Linked DNA regions of Mus musculus: region 1 is linked to region 2. The links are chromatin loops, found by intact Hi-C in ENCODE. Cell type or tissue: left cerebral cortex. All regions are shown on one strand.

The links. Hi-C counts contacts between places; a loop is a spot of excess contacts. Peaks named below come from ENCODE experiments on the same cell type or tissue, not always from the same donor. Only the 100,000 strongest peaks of a DNase experiment are listed, where the experiment ranks them.
Region 1: a loop joins it to region 2, with 10 times the contacts of the local background. A loop is called at or near these places in 11 of 42 quality-filtered maps.

Annotation. Positions count from the first base shown.
Region 1 is chr11:52,190,724-52,198,723 of GRCm38, forward strand. It overlaps the pseudogene Gm12206. Among named protein-coding and RNA genes, the nearest start is that of Olfr1371, 19 kb to the right of the region's middle. In left cerebral cortex, no CTCF peak of the experiment used is centred here; no DNase peak of the experiment used is centred here.
Region 2 is chr11:52,471,038-52,479,037 of GRCm38, forward strand. It overlaps the pseudogene Gm12209. Among named protein-coding and RNA genes, the nearest start is that of 9530068E07Rik, 79 kb to the left of the region's middle. In left cerebral cortex, no CTCF peak of the experiment used is centred here; no DNase peak of the experiment used is centred here.

The sequences.
Region 1 (8,000 bases), 280 kb before region 2:
TCATTTTGACACTTAAATAAAATTGTTATCCAGTATGCTTGTTGCAGTTTCTGATTTATAATGGTGTGAGATACATGTAATCTCTTAATATTATGTCCCTTTTGTTGGTCACAGCTGTGACTCCCCCACTTCCCCGGAAGCCTAAGAAGTCTTCCCAACATCCCATGTCTATCCTGAGGATGGTCATTTGTTGCTGAGGGTTCTGACTCAGGATATTCTTTGACCCTTTAGTCCTCGGGACACTGCAGTGGTACCCATTTCTATTTAGAGCCTTGGTGAAAGTTACCCTCTCTTCTTGGAACCAACCTGTCTCATTTCTACTTCTCCTGCTATGATAAAATACTCTGACAAAAAGCAAGTTAAGGAAGTCAGGGTTTATGTGGGATACAAGTCCAGGTTATAGTCCACCACTGCAGGAAAATCAAAGTAGGAACTTGAAGCAGATGGTCACTTTTCCAGTTTAGAGCAGAGAGAATAAGTGCCTACGTGCTTGCTTGTGTTCAGCTCCGTGCCTACCCTTAGAAAACACAAGACCCAAACCCAGGGAGTGAGTGGCGCCACCTGTAGTGGACAAGTCCTCCCATCTTAAAGCAATTAAGATAATCCCCCACAGACATGCCTAAAGTCAACCAGGTCCAGACAAACTGAGAGCCTCTTCCCAGATGATACTGGGCTCTGTTAAGTTGACAATTAAAACTAAGCACTGTACACTCCGTCTCTAGCCACCAAAGCAACAATCTCTCTGTCCAGAGCAAGATGACTCTCCTTTGAGTGGCATCATGGTCTCTCATCTCTGATTCCTAGGTATTCAGGTCGGCAATCCAGATGAATTACAAATTCATTATCCCCTAGTGCATTTTTCCATATTGTTTTTTTTAAACATCTTTTGCTTTTTACACTTCTTTGATTTGTTTGTTTTTGTTCGTTTGAAACAGGATTTCTCTGTGTAGCCCTGGCAATCCTGGAACTCACTCTATAGACCATTCTGGCTTCGAACTCAGAGATCCACCTACTTCTGTCTCAGAGTGCTAGGATAAAAGGCATGTACCCCCAGGCATTCTGTGATTTTTAAATGTGAAATATATGGTTGATAAATAGAGATTTTATGTCTCAGTTTAGAATTCTTCTCAACCCCCAGATATCAACTTAAATAACAGAGTTCCCAAAGATTAGTAAATTTACCCAGGAATGGACATTGCAGAAGGAACGTGTGTATCATGGTAATCTTTGCATATATTCAAGGAGGTGAAGACAAAGAGGATTGTTTGTTTGTTTGTTTGTTTGAGACAGGGTTCCTCTGTGTGGTCCTGGCTGTTCTGGAACTCAGTCTGTAGACCAGGCTGGCCTTGAACCCAGAGATCAGCCTGTCTCTGTCTCCTGAGTGCTGAGATTAAAGGTGTGCACCACCATGCCTGGCCTGTAATTTATTTTAAAACACTACCTTTTGGCTACAGGTATCAATAACAGTGGCCCCAAATGGCCCAAGGTTAAACTAGACAGACAAGGTTTGGTGAGAACCATATATAGTTGTAGAATATTTTCTGTGTAAGGTTACTTGGCTCCACACAAGGTTATGGTCTGGCAAGCTTTTATATTGGCCTTTTTTATTAGGCACATATACATGAGATCCCTTTCTTGATAACTTAAATGTATTTCTTTGAGTATAGGACAACTCCATTTGATCCAGACAACATTCATATAGGTCACCCACATAAGCAAAATCATGGCTAATATTGGTAATATGCTACAAAACTGGGGAGATGGGGAAATAACTGATATTGTTAGTACATAGTTTCAGGTTGTCTAGATGGGGCCAATGAAGTGACAAGGATCCTACTTAATGAAAAAGAGAAGCAGCAATGTCAAGGTCAGAGTTAGAGAGTTGTAGTGATGGAAGCAATACATAATGGCTGTGAAGTTGCAGAGAGCCAGGAGTCAACTAACGAGGTCTCTAGAAGCTGGAGAAGACACCCTCAGCGAAAGCATAGCTCTTCTGAACCTTGATTTGTAGACATTCAGGCAATGAAGCACTACTCATTGGTAACTTTGCCTTCACTCAATGAAATAAACTATGTGCTGGCTAGTCTCTCGACTTGAACAAACTAGAGTCATGCTAAAGGAGAGAGCCTCAGTTGAGAAAATGATCCCGTAAGATCTGGCTGTGATTGAAGAAGATAGGAGGAGGCCACCCTGGCTCTTTTATAGCTACCCTTGAAAGAAAGAACCTCATTCCCCCAGAAGCACACGCCTGTGATCTAACAGTCTCCTACTACATAAGGCCTTACCACCTCACTATTAGCACACCATGCAACTAACTTCTAACAAATGTAGACTTGGAGGACACACTCAGCCAAACTGTAGCAATGGTGAACACCTGGATGGGAGAGCTTGCCACACAGTTGGAGGAGTCTCACTGTTGCAGCTCTGGCTGGCCTGGAACTTGCTATGTAGATCAGGCTGGCCTTTTATTATAGTTCTTATTGCTAAAACAATTTTAGCAATAAGTTGTCCTAGATGCCCTTCCCCTTCCCTAGCCCCCCAAATTAAGTTCTTTCTCAAAAAACAAAAAAACAACACCCCCAAAACCAAGAAAACAATAAAACCATGCCCCAAAAGAAAAAACAAACAGCAAACACCAAAGTTTAACAAATGAAAGCACACACTCAAAACTGTTGAGACCATCATGTGTTGGTTGACTACTCGTGAACATGAGGCCTGTCCTGGAGTGGTTGATATACACAGTTGCTGGGACTAAAGGTGTGCTACACCAGGCCTGACAAGGCTGGTCTTGATCTCACAGATAGCTGCCTGTTTAGCCTCCAGAGTGCTGAGATTGAAGGCATGTATTATCACTTCCTGTTCCAGTTAAAGGGGAAAACAAAAACCAAAGCAAATGAAAACAAACAGGTGATGGTGGCATGTGCCTTTAGTTCCAGCAGAGAGGTAGAGGCTGGCAGATCAGTTCCAGGCTAATCTGATCTAATGAGCGAGTCCCAGGATAGCCAGGGCTACACAGAGAAACTGTCTTGAAAGACCAACCCAACCAACCAACCAAAACACACAATAAATATCCCCGCCCCCCCCCCCTCTGTTGTCACAACACATATCTACTCCTTCCCACATCTACTGTTAAGATCATTGTCGAAGCCACTGAACTGTGACCACAAAGATTGCTGAACTCTGGGGTCACCATCCTATGGTTGCACCTCTCCAGGCTGCTGCTCCAATTTCTTGAGTCCAACTGCTGCGTTCCACACAGGTTTTGACAGATTCACTAAGCATTTTCCAGAGGTGGGAATTCAGGGTTAGCAGTCACTTTTCTTGCCTGCAGTTTGATTTTAAATTCTGAGCAGAACCCAAATGGCCATGCACAGTCTGTTTAAGGGGTTGGTAGGAGCCTTCCTACCGGGACAGGTGGGATCAGCATCTCTAAGTGTTTTAGATGATCTTCTGGGCAGGACCCTTGGCCTCACCTGTGAAGAAGAAAGGACCCCTAGGGATGCAGCCTGGGTATTTAGTGGATATGGTCTGTGCCAGGTAGGCTCTATCAGAAGAGACAGAAGAAGCCAGTCTCCTCCCCTGGGTTTTCAAAGAAGAGCAACAAGAAGCTGGCCAGCCATCTCTGGCCCTTGCCTCCACTCAGATGTTCCCTGGTTGCTCCTGTTCCTGTGTCCTGAGCCAGGAGGGAAGCTTCTAGGGTTGGGTGCCACCATGGATAGATCTCTGTCGTGGTGCACCCTGCACTTTTAGCTTCAGGCTGACCGAGCTCTAGATTTGTGTAGAGCCTGAAGCATCCCAACTGATAGCTATCCAGATCTGCCTGCAGCCTCTTCTGCCATTTTCCTCCATCCTCCCACTATCCCCAGGTCCCTTCCACCTCTAATTTCCCATTGGGCCTCAGTCCTCTCGAGGGGACAGATGGATGAGTCTTTTAGGCTCCCAGCACAGCAATCTCCTGAGCAGGAAAGCTGACAAGATAAAACTAAATCCTGACACTTTTTTAAAAACAAAAACAAAGTGTGGATGCTCATACATTTTTATTAATGAATGAACAGGGCAACTTAACTTGTTTGGTTACAAAGATTAACTCTAAGCAATATCCACCCACCCCTCTCCTTTTGAGACAGGGTCTCTCTACTTATCTCTGGCAGTTCTGGATCTCACTATATAGACCAGGCTGGCCTCCAACTCATAGGGATCCATCAGTCCCTGTTTCCCAAGCGTTAGGATTAAAGGTATGGGCCACCAAAGCCAGCTGTGACCAGTCTCTTGATTCACACTGAGTCTTAACTTTGGCCTAGGAACACTTAAAATATGGCTTCCAACCTCTGGAAGCCACATTTCTAAGATGACCTAGTTCGTCTTAATGCCTTCCAGAAAACTCTAGCTGTTCCAAGAGTCTGCCGTTGTTGCAGCCAATACCTTTTGCCTCCCAGTCCTGTGAGCACAGAAATACAACTTTGGCTTTTGCCAGCCAGGTAGCCTGATGCCATTTGAAGTAACTCTGTATTTTCACTTCCCTGATTCTAATAGAGGTTCCCCAAGGTCCTTATGTTCAATCTTCATTCTCTCCTTGAAACTTGAAACCCTTCCTTTTACCGTGGCAGAAATCAAAGTTTACTTCAGCACCCCTATTCCTTAAGTGGAACAGGGGCTTTGTTAGGACCACATACCTAGTAAGTGGCAGAATCAGGATTCCAGCTTACATCTGTCTAACCAACTCCATTCATCTTCTTCATCTAACTGGATCCTGTAAACTAAGCCTTTAAGTCCAACCACAGGCAGTGACCATTTGCTTAACGCAATAGTGACAAGCTAGCAAGCAAACAAAACCACATTTACTGTTACTGCTTTTATATATTTTATATATATATTATAATATTATTTTCCTACCCTGCTTTATCTAGACTTTGTTTGCCCACCCTTCATGTTCTCCATTGGGGTACTTTAAAAAGTAATATACTTTGTTATGATATTATTATTTTGTTATTAGAAGTTTAGATAATGGGAAAACTGAGTCCACTAACCCTCCCTCTCTTAAAGTTCTTTCTTCTCCTCCTCCTCCTTCTTTTCCTCCTCCTCCTCTTCTTCCTCTTCCTCCTCCTGGTCCTTCTTTTTATCACCATAATCATCATCACTAGTGGTGCTGAGAATTGAACCCAGGACTTTGCACAAGCTAAGTTTACCTAGTACTTCCCAGTGAGCTATAACCTGCTCAGATCCTATTGTTAATACCTCAAATTTCCCTGGCATGTACTACAAGTAAGGAGTCAGTATTGATTGATGTATGGTTATCAACCAAAGTTGTTCATTTATATATTAGTGTGTATTAGAGAGTTGTATTGTATATGAGAGTTGGACGGCACGTACCTATGGTTTTAGCATGCTTTAGGCTATTTTATCATTTTCAAAATAATAATTGTCCTATGTCTCTTCATTTCTCTCTCCAGCCCCAGACCCCCACTCCATCCTGGAAACCACTGATCTTCTTACTGGCTTCACAGTTCATGCAAAATGAGGTAGAGTTAGACTCACAGAGCACGCAGCCCTTCCTGATTGGCTTCTTTTCTCCTTCTTTAAACATTATTTTCATTTGTCTGTATGAGTATCGTGCCATGTGGGCAAGTACCCACATGGAGGCCAGCAAAGCATTGGATCTCTTGGAGCTGGAGTTACAGAAAGTTGTGAGCCACCCAGCATGGGTGCTGGGAACCAAACTTGGACCCCCTGGAAGAGCCACATACCAAGCCTGTACGCTTCAAGCAAGCCCATTCAGTTTGGCTGTTGCTGGATCTAAAGCATTACTGGGTAAGCTTAATGCCTGTGTTGGAAACACCTAGGAAGTCTAGCGAAAAAGGCCTTTTTCTATTATTTTCATCCACTCTGTCCGCAAACTCCCTCTTTATCTCCTCTCAAAACATGAGTCGCAGTACTGGAAATTCTAGCCAGAGTAATTAAGTAAAAAAAGGAAGTAGCCTCTCAGTATTAAATGAGCTTGTAAAACTATCTCTTGTCACTTGTGGTGTGCTCTCACAGGCAGAAAACCATAAAGACTGTGCGTGCGCGCACACGTGTGCACGTGCACATACACACACACACACACACACACAGACACCATAACTTAACAAAATAAACTCTCTGCTTCATAGATAATTTTAGCAAAGGTCCAGAATATAAAATCAGCACACAAAGCCAAGTAGTTTTGTTATAACACTGAAAAATTCAAAACTAAAAAAACTCCACTTATATTTATAAAAATATTAAAGAGAAAAAATACTTAGGAATAATATCAAGGAGGTGAAAGAGTTTTACACTGAGCGGTTGAAAATATTTCTCTCTGAAGGGAATTAAATAATAAGACAGAAGAGGAGCATACATACAAAAATTAGTTCAGAGAGAGATAAAAAGCCAGAAAATTATATAATAAGTGAAGAGATTGTCCCAGCAATTGAAGAGTCTCCTAATGAACAACTGTGCAGGCACAGATGTCTGTACCAGAGTGTCCAAATAATACCAATTATTTAAAGAAGAAATAAGTGATACTAAGTAATTTGCCTGACACTAAAGGCAATGCATCATGAAAATTATAGACCAATGTCTCTTATGAACATATGTAAGAATCCTCAATATAATAGCAAAATGGATCTGACAGCACATTAAAAGGATTATAAACCACAGTCAAATGTCATCTATTACAGGAATGCATGTGCTATTCAATATATAAAAAATCAAAGCAATGCAGTAGCAGAGTGACAGAAAAGAGGGGGGAAAACCCATGTGGTCATTCCGGTGGATGGAGGAAATATGTTTAAAAGAATTCAATACAATTTCTTGCCAAAACACTTAGAAAGGTAGGAATTGAAGAAAATTTCCCCAACAGGATGATGGACATCTCACAAACCGCAGAAAGAAAGAAAAAGAAAGAAAGGAAGGAAGGAAGGAAGGAAGGAAGGAGGGAGGGAGGGAAGAAAGGAAGAAAGAAAGAAAGAAAGAAAGAAAGAAAGAAAGAAAGAATGAAAAAGATGTCTACAACCAACATCAGACTCTATTGGTAGAGAACAAACATCTCTGTCTTCTCTCAGGACAGAGAATGGTTGCTGTCACCTCTGAATTGCAACCGCACTGAAAGCTCTAGCCAGTAAGAACATCTAAAGATATACAAAATAAAAAAGGAAGAGAAAGAAGACCCCCATTGCCATGTAGCATGATCCCATAGGATTTGAATAATCCTAAATAATCCTCACAACTGGAGCTAACGAACCCAGGAAAGTTTCAAGACACAAGACCAACACATAAGAAGTTGGTTGTGTGCTTATTTAACAGTGGCGAACAACTTATAAAAGATTAAGAAAACGGTTTCATGTGCAAAAACATTCAAAAGAATAAGATGTTTGGAAATAGATTCAACCAAATAGTGCTGGAAAAGTGGAGATCCGGAGACAATGAGAAGGAAGACTTGTGTACTGCAATGAAGTAGCGCTGCTGAGGCAACCGCTTCGTACGCAGACCAGAAGAGAATTTTTGTTCACATGGAAGGCTTTGTGCTGTAAGATGGCCGTACTGTACACACTGACACCAAGCTTCAAGGTGGCTGTACTGTCCACGTTAATACACGGGTTCAATACATTCCCTGCTTGCATCTCTGCTAAAGTTCTGGCCTCTGTATGAAATTCTTTCTATATCATGATTCAATTTAGTATAAACCATATAAATACTAACATTAAAATTTTGTTTTTTAAAAGACATTTTATTGATTTTTTTTTTTTGCATCACTGCACGCACCCTAGTCCTGCTCATCTCCCTATCCCCTCACGTCTGAGATTTGCCCTTGCAACTCTCTTCCCCTCCCAAAACATCTCATTGTGGAAGCTGTAATATGTCACAGTGTGTCCCACAGTATTTCCCTCTGTCCACACATCTTCACTTACAAATGTTCATTGCAATGAGTCATTGGTCTGGTTCGAGACCTTTGGCTTCTCTGACACCATCAATACTGGATG
Region 2 (8,000 bases):
TTTATAAATATAAGTGGAGTTTTTTTAGTTTTGAATTTTTCAGTGTTATAACAAAACTACTTGGTTTTGTGTGCTGATTTTATATTCTGGAACTTTGCTAAAATTGTCTATGAAGCAGAGAGTTTATTTTGCTAACTTATGGTGTCTGTGTGTGTGTATATGCGTGCACACGCGTGCATGCACACAATCTTTATGGTTTTCTGCCTGTGAGAGCACACCACAAGCGACAAGAGATAGTTTTACAAGCTCATTTAATACTGAGAGGCTACTTCCTTTTTTTACTTAATTACTCTGGCTAGGATTTCCTGTACTATGACTCATGTTTTGAGAGAAGATGAAGAGGGAGTTTGCGGACAGAGTGAATGCAAATAATAGAAAAAGGCCTTTTTCACTAGACTTCCTAGGTGTTTCCAATACAGGTTTTAAGCTTACCCAGTGATGCTTTAGATCCAGCAACAGCCAAACTGAATGGGCTTGCTTGAAGCGTACAGGCTTGGTATGTGGCTCTTCCAGGGGGTCCAAGTTTGGTTCCCAGCACCCATGCTGGGTGGCTCACAACTTTCTGTAACTCCAGCTCCAAGAGATCCAATGCTTTCTGCTGGCCTCCATGTGGGTACTTGCCCACATGGCACGATACTCATACAGACAAATGAAAATAATGTTTAAAGAAGGAGAAAAGAAGCCAATCTGGAAGGGCTGCCTACTCTGTGAGTCTAACTCTACCTCATTTTGCATGAACTATGAAGCCAGTAAAAAGATCAGTGGTTTCCAGGATGGAGTGGGGGTCTGGGGCTGGAGAGAGAAATGAAGAGACATAGAACAATTAATATTTTGAAAATGATAAAATAGCCTAAAGCATGCTAAAACCAGAGGTACGTGCTGTCCAACTCTCATATACAATACAACTCTCTAATACACGCTAATATATAAATGAACAGCTTTGGTTGATAACCATACATCAATCAATACTGACTCCTTACTTGTAGTACATGCCAGGGAAATTTGAGGTATTAACAATAGGATCTGAGCAGGTTATAGCTCACTGGGAAGTACTAGGTAAACTTAGCATGTGCAAAGTCCTGGGTTCAATTCTCAGCACCACTAGTGATGATGATTATGGTGATAAAAAGAAGGACGAGGAGGAGGAAGAGGAAGAAGAGGAGGAGGGGGAAAGAAGGAGAAGGAGGAGGAGAAAGAACTTTAAGAGAGGGAGGGTTAGTGGACTCAGTTTTCCCATTATCTAAACTTCTAATAACAAAATAATAATATCATAACAAAGTATATTACTTTTTTAAAGTACCCCAATGGAGAACATGAAGGGTGGGCAAACAAAGTCTAGACAACGCAGGGTAGGAAAATAATATTATAATATATATATATATATATATATATATATATATATATATATATATATATAAAAGCAGTAACAGTAAATGTGGTTTTGTTTGCTTGCTAGCTTCTCACTATTGCGTTAAACAAATGGTCACTGCCTGTGGTTGGACTTAGTTTATAGGATCCAGTTAGATGAAGAAGATGAATGGAGTTGGTCAGACAGATGTAAGCTGGAATCCTGATTCTGCCACTTACTAGGTATGTGGTCCTAACAAAGCCCCTGCTCCACTTAAGGAATAGGGGTGCTGAAGTAAACTTTGATTTCTGCCATGGTAAAAGGAAGGGTTTCAAGTTTCAAGGAGAGAATGAAGATTGAACATAAGGACCTTGAGGAACCTCCATTAGAATCAGGGAAGTGAAAATACAGAGTTACTTCAAATGGCATCAGGCTACCTGGCTGGCAAAAGCCAAAGTTGTATTTCTGTGCTCACAGGACTGGGAGGCAAAAGGTATTGGCTGCAACAACGGCAGACTCTTGGAACAGCTAGAGTTTTCTGGAAGGCATTAAGACGAACCAGGTCATCTTAGAAATGTGGCTTCCAGAGGTTGGAAGCCATATTTTAAGTGTTCCTAGGCCAAAGTTAAGACTCAGTGTGAATCAAGAGACTTGTCACAGCTGGCTTTGGTGGCCCATACCTTTAATCCTAACGCTTGGGAAACAGGGACTGATGGATCCCTATGAGATGGAGGCCAGCCTGGTCTATATAGTGAGATCCAGAACTGCCAGAGATAAGTAGAGAGACCCTGTCTCAAAAGGAGAGGGGTGGGTGGAGATTGCTTAGAGTTAATCTTTGAAACCAAACAAGTTAAGTTGCCCTGTTCTTTCATTAATAAAAATGTATGAGCATCCACACTTTTTTTTTGTTTTTGTTTTTGTTTTTAAAAAAGTGTCAGGATTTAGCTTTACCTTGTCAGCTTTTCTGCTCAGGGGATCACTGTGCTGGGAGCCTAAAAGACTCATCCATCTGTCCCCTCGAGAGGACTGAGGCCCAGTGGGAAATTAGAGGTGGAAGGGACCTGGAGACAGTGGGAAGATGGAGGAAAATGGCAGAAGAGGTTGCAGGCAGATCTGGATAGCTATCAGTTGGGATGCTTCAGGCTCTACACAAATCTAGAGCTCTGTCAGCCTGGAGTTAAAAGTGCAGGGTGCACCACAACAGAGATCTATCCACGGTGGCACCCAACCCCAGAAGCTTCCCTCCTGGCTCAGAACACAGGAACAGGAGCAACCAGAAAACATCTGAGTGGAGGCGAGGGCCAGAGATGGCTGGCCAGCTTCTTGTTGCTCTTCTTTGAAAAACTAGTGGAGGAGACTGGCTTCTTCTGTCCCTTCTGATAGAGCCTACCTGGCGCAGACCATATCCACTAAATGCCCAGGCTGCATCCCTAGTGGTCCTTTCTTCTTCACAGGTGAGGCCAAGGGTCCTGCCCAGAAGATCATCTAAAACACTTAGGGATGCTGATCCCACCTGTCCCTGTAGGAAGGCTCCTACCAACTCCTTAAACAGACTGTGCATGGCCATATGGGTTCTGTTCAGAATTTAAAATCAAGCTGCAGGCAAGAAAAGTGACTGCTAACCCTGAATTCCCACCTCTGGAAAATGCTTAGTGAATCTGTCAAAACCTGTGTGGAACACAGCAGTTGGACCTAAGAAATTGGAGCAGCAGCCTGGAGAGGTGCAACCATAGGATGGTGACCCTAGAGTGCAGCGCTCTTTGTGGTCACAGTTCAGTGGCTTCGACAATGATCTTAATAGTAGATGTGTTGTGACAACAGAGGGGGGCGGGGATATTTATTGTGTTTTTTGGTTGGTTGGTTGGTTGGTTGGGTTGGTCTTTCAAGACAGTTTCTCTGTGTAGCCCTGGCTATCCTGGGACTCGCTCATTAGACCAGATTAGCCTGGAACTGATCTGCCAGCCTCTACCTCTTTGCTGGAACTAAAGGCACACGCCACCATCACCTGTTTGTTTTCATTTGCTTTGGTTTTTGTTTTCCCCTTTAACTGGAACAGGAAGTGATAATACATGCCTTCAATCTCAGCACTCTGGAGGCTAAACAGGCAGTTATCTGTGAGATCAAGACCAGCCTTGTCAGGCCTGGTGGAGCACACCTGTAGTCCCAAGAACTGTGTATATCAACCACTCCAGGACAGGCCTCATGATCACGAGTAGTCAACCAACACATGATGGTCTCAACAGTTTTGAGTTTGTGCTTTCATTTGTTAAAATTTGGTGTTTGCAGTTTGTTTTTTATTTTGGGGCATGTTTTTATTGTTTTCTTGGTTTTGGGGGTGTTGTTTTTTGTTTTTTTGAGAAAGAACTTAATTTGGGGGGCTAGGAAAGGGGAAGGGCATCTAGGACAACTTATTGCTAAAATTGTTTTAGCAATAAGAACTATAATAAAAGGCCAGCCTGATCTACATAGCAAGTTCCAGGCCAGCCAGAGCTGCAACAGTGAGACTCCTCCAACTGTGTGGCAAAATCTCCCATCCAGGTGTTCACCTTGCTACAGTTTGGCTGAGTGTGTCCTCCAAGTCTACATTTGTTAGAAGTTAGTTGCACGGTGTGCTAATAGTGAGGTGGTAAGGCCTTATGTAGTAGGAGACTGTTAGATCACAGGCGTGTGCTTCTGGGGGAATGAGGTTCTTTCTTTCAAAGGTAGCTATAAAAGAGCCAGGGGGGCCTCCTCCTATCTTCTTCAATCACAGCCAGATCTTACAGAAACATTTTCTCAACTGAATCTCCCTCCTTTAACATGATTCTAGTTTGCGTGTCAAGTCGAGAGACTAGCCAGCACATAGTTTATTTCATTGAGTGAAGGCAAAGTTACCAAATAGTAGTGCTTCATTGCCTGAACGTCTACAAATCAAGGTTCAGAAGAGCTATGCTTTCACTGAGGGTGTCTTCTCCAGCTTCTAGAGACCTCATTAGTTGACTCCTGGCTCTCTGCAACTTCACAGTCATTATGTATTGCTTCCATCACTACAACTCTCTAACTCTGACCTTGACATTGCTGCTTCTCTCTTTCATTAAGTAGGATCCTTGTCACTTCATTGGCCCCATCTAGACAACCTGAAACTATGTACTAACAATATCAGTTATTTCCCCATCTCCCCAGTTTTGTAGCATATTACCAATATTAGCCATAATTTTGCTTACGTGGGTGACCTATGTGAACGTTGTCTGGATCAAATGGAGTTGTCCTATACTCAAAGAAATACATTTAAGTTATCAAGAAAGGGATCTCATGTATATGTGCCTAATAAAAAAGGCCAATATAAAAGCCTGCCAGACCATAACCTTGTGTGGAGCCAAGTAACCTTACACAGAAAATAATTCTACAATGATATATGGTCCACGCCAAACCTTGTCTGTCTAGTTTAACCTTGGGCCATTTGGGGCCACTGTTATTGATACTTGTAGCCAAAAGGTAGTGTTTTAAAATAAATTACAGGCCAGGCATGGTGGTGCACACCTTTAATCTCAGCACTCAGGAGGCAGACAGGCTGATCTCTGGGTTCAAGGCCAGCCTGGTCTACAGACTGAGTTACAGAACAGCCAGGACCACACAGAGAAACCCTGTCTCAAATAAATAAATAAATAAACAAATAAACAAACAAACAAACAAACAAACAAACAAATAAACAAACAAACAATCCTCTTTGTCTTCACCTCCTTGAATATATGCAAAGATTACCATGATACACACGTTCCATTTGCAATGTCCATTCCTGGGTAAATTTACTAATCTTTGGGAAGTCTGTTATTTAAGTTGATATCTGGGGGTTGAGAAGAATTCTAAACTGAGACATAAAATCTCTATTTATCAACCATATATTTCACATTTAAAAATCACAGAATGCCTGGGGGTACATGCCTTTTATCCTAGCACTCTGAGACAGAAGTAGGTGGATCTCTGAGTTCAAAGCCAGAATGGTCTACAGAGTGAGTTCCAGGATTGCCAGGGCTACACAGAGAAATCCTGTTTCAAACGAACAAAAACAAACAAATCAAAGAAGTGTAAAAAGCAAAAGATGTTTAAAAAAAACAATATGGAAAAATGCACTAGGGGATAATGAATTTGTAATTCATCTGGATTGCCGACCTGAATACCTAGGAATCAGAGATGAGAGACCATGATGCCACTCAAAGGAGAGTCATCTTGCTCTGGACACAGAGACTGTTGCTTTGGTGGCTAGAGACGGAGTGTACAGTGCTTAGTTTTAATTGTCAACTTAACAGAGCCCAGTATCATCTGGGAAGAGGCTCTCAGTTTGTCTGGACCTGGTTGACTTTAGGCATGTCTGTGGGGAATTATCTTGATTGCTTTAAGATGGGAGGACTTGTCCACTACAGGTGGCGCCACTCACTCCCTGGGTTTGGGTCTTGTGCTTTCTAAGGGTAGGCATGGAGCTGAACACAAGCAAGCACGTAGGCACTTATTCTCTCTGCTCTAAACTGGAAAAGTGACCATCTGCTTCAAGTTCCTACTTTGATTTTCCTGCAGTGGTGGACTATAACCTGGACTTGTATCCCACATAAACCCTGACTTCCTTAACTTGCTTTTTGTCAGAGTATTTTATCATAGCAGGAGAAGTGGAAATGAGACAGGTTGGTTCCAAGAAGAGAGGGTAACTTTCACCAAGGCTCTAAATAGAAATGGGTACCACTGCAGTGTCCCGAGGACTAAAGGGTCAAAGAATATCCTGAGTCAGAACCCTCAGCAACAAATGACCATCCTCAGGATAGACATGGGATGTTGGGAAGACTTCTTAGGCTTCCGGGGAAGGGGGGGAGTCACAGCTGTGACCAACAAAAGGGACATAATATTAAGAGATTACATGTATCTCACACTATTATAAATCAGAAACTACAACAAGCATACTGGATAACAATTTTATTTAAGTGTCAAATGACTCTAACATAGAATGTGATATTATACTAAATTTATAGAGTATAAAAACTGGATGCTCAGAATTGAAGATCAGCATTAAGTGCTCAGTGACATGTGGCTATGCACAGGTCATTTAATGACCCCAGGCCTTGGCACCATCACCTGTAAAAGACACAAATAAGAGTATGTGAAAAGAAATAAAGGGAGGTTAATAACTACAAAGTGTTTGATATCATAGAGGCCATATGAAGATTAATCTAGACTAGCAGTCCTCAATCTGTGGGTCACGAACCCTTTGGGACCAAATGACCCTTTCACAGGTGTCACCTAAGATCACTGAAAGTATCAGATATTTACATTACAATTCATAACAGTAGCAAAACTATAGTTACAAAGTAGCATTGAAAGAACACAAGGTGAAGAACTGTGCTAAAGAGTGGTGGCATTAGGAAGGTTGAGAACTGCTGATCTAGACCATCTTGGTTTGTGTATGTGTGTTTCGTGAGGACAGATAACTCATTTTTTACATCAAGCAGTTGTGTGTGTGTGTGTGTGTGTGTGTGTGTGTGTGTGTGTGTGTGTGTGAGTGTGTGCATTTATTTTGCCCAAGTAAGCACCGGATGAGGCAGAAGTAGCATCTCCATCAGCAGTAGCCACCCTGATTGACACCTAGAGGAAAATCAACCTGAAGCTCCCCTTTATGTTTCAGGATCCACAGGGTTAGACCAACATACACCAATCACTCAACTTTGCCTTACTGTAGCATGAAGTGGGTGAGATTAGAATACTGTCTCTCTGGGTAGAGTTATCAAGCTTAGTGGATCTACCACATTTTCCATAGGCCAGATGAATTTCTTGGGCTGACCGAAGAGCAAAGCTAGAGTAAATTACTTGCAAAGACCAAGCAGGCCGGTACTTGGGGGTCATAAATCTGTTTCTTTATATTCGGACAAAGCAAAGTGGGATTTTGGGGGAACCAAGAAAAATGGCCCCAGAGGCAGCCATTGGAGCATATTATGAGAACCAGGTTTAGGAATCTTAATCTTCCTACTTCTCTCTTCCCTCTGAATGAGTGATGGGACCGAAGGGAAAGGTGCTGAAGAAGGTTCCTGCAGCAGACACAGCAGAAAACAGGAAAGCTGTGTGGTATTGCTGTCTACACAGCCTTCCACTTACCCTTCAAGGTGCAGCTTCCTTCTCTAGGCCACAGTTGTGTACAGTGATATGAAACCATTGTTTTGGGGGTTGGGGCAGAACACCTCGACTATGGGGTGGTAGCAACACAGGGATCTTACGTCTCAGAGGCCTTGGAATATCAGGTTTGGGGAAGCCATTCCATGGGTATCCTTGCTGAACTTGAGGAGCATTTGTGACACTGTATGACACCCATTTGTGCTCTGCTTCACTGGGTCTCTTTTTCTTTCTTTCCGGACTACCTGAAGATCTAAGTTTATAGTTTTTTTCCTTGCGTTTCTTGGGAAGCACCTGCAACTGGGATAAAGCCCAACCTGGTTGTGGCACGGCATATGCAGGAGCACCTTTGGCAGCATCTCGAATAACACATGCACCAACACCTTTCAGAGCACCTTCCGTAGCAGGTGCAGCAGCACCCCTGGAAGCACCTTGGGTAGCAGGTGCTGCAGCACCACTTAAAACCCTTCGGATGGCACGTGCAGCAGCACCTCTTGAAGCACCTCGGGTAGCATGTGCAATA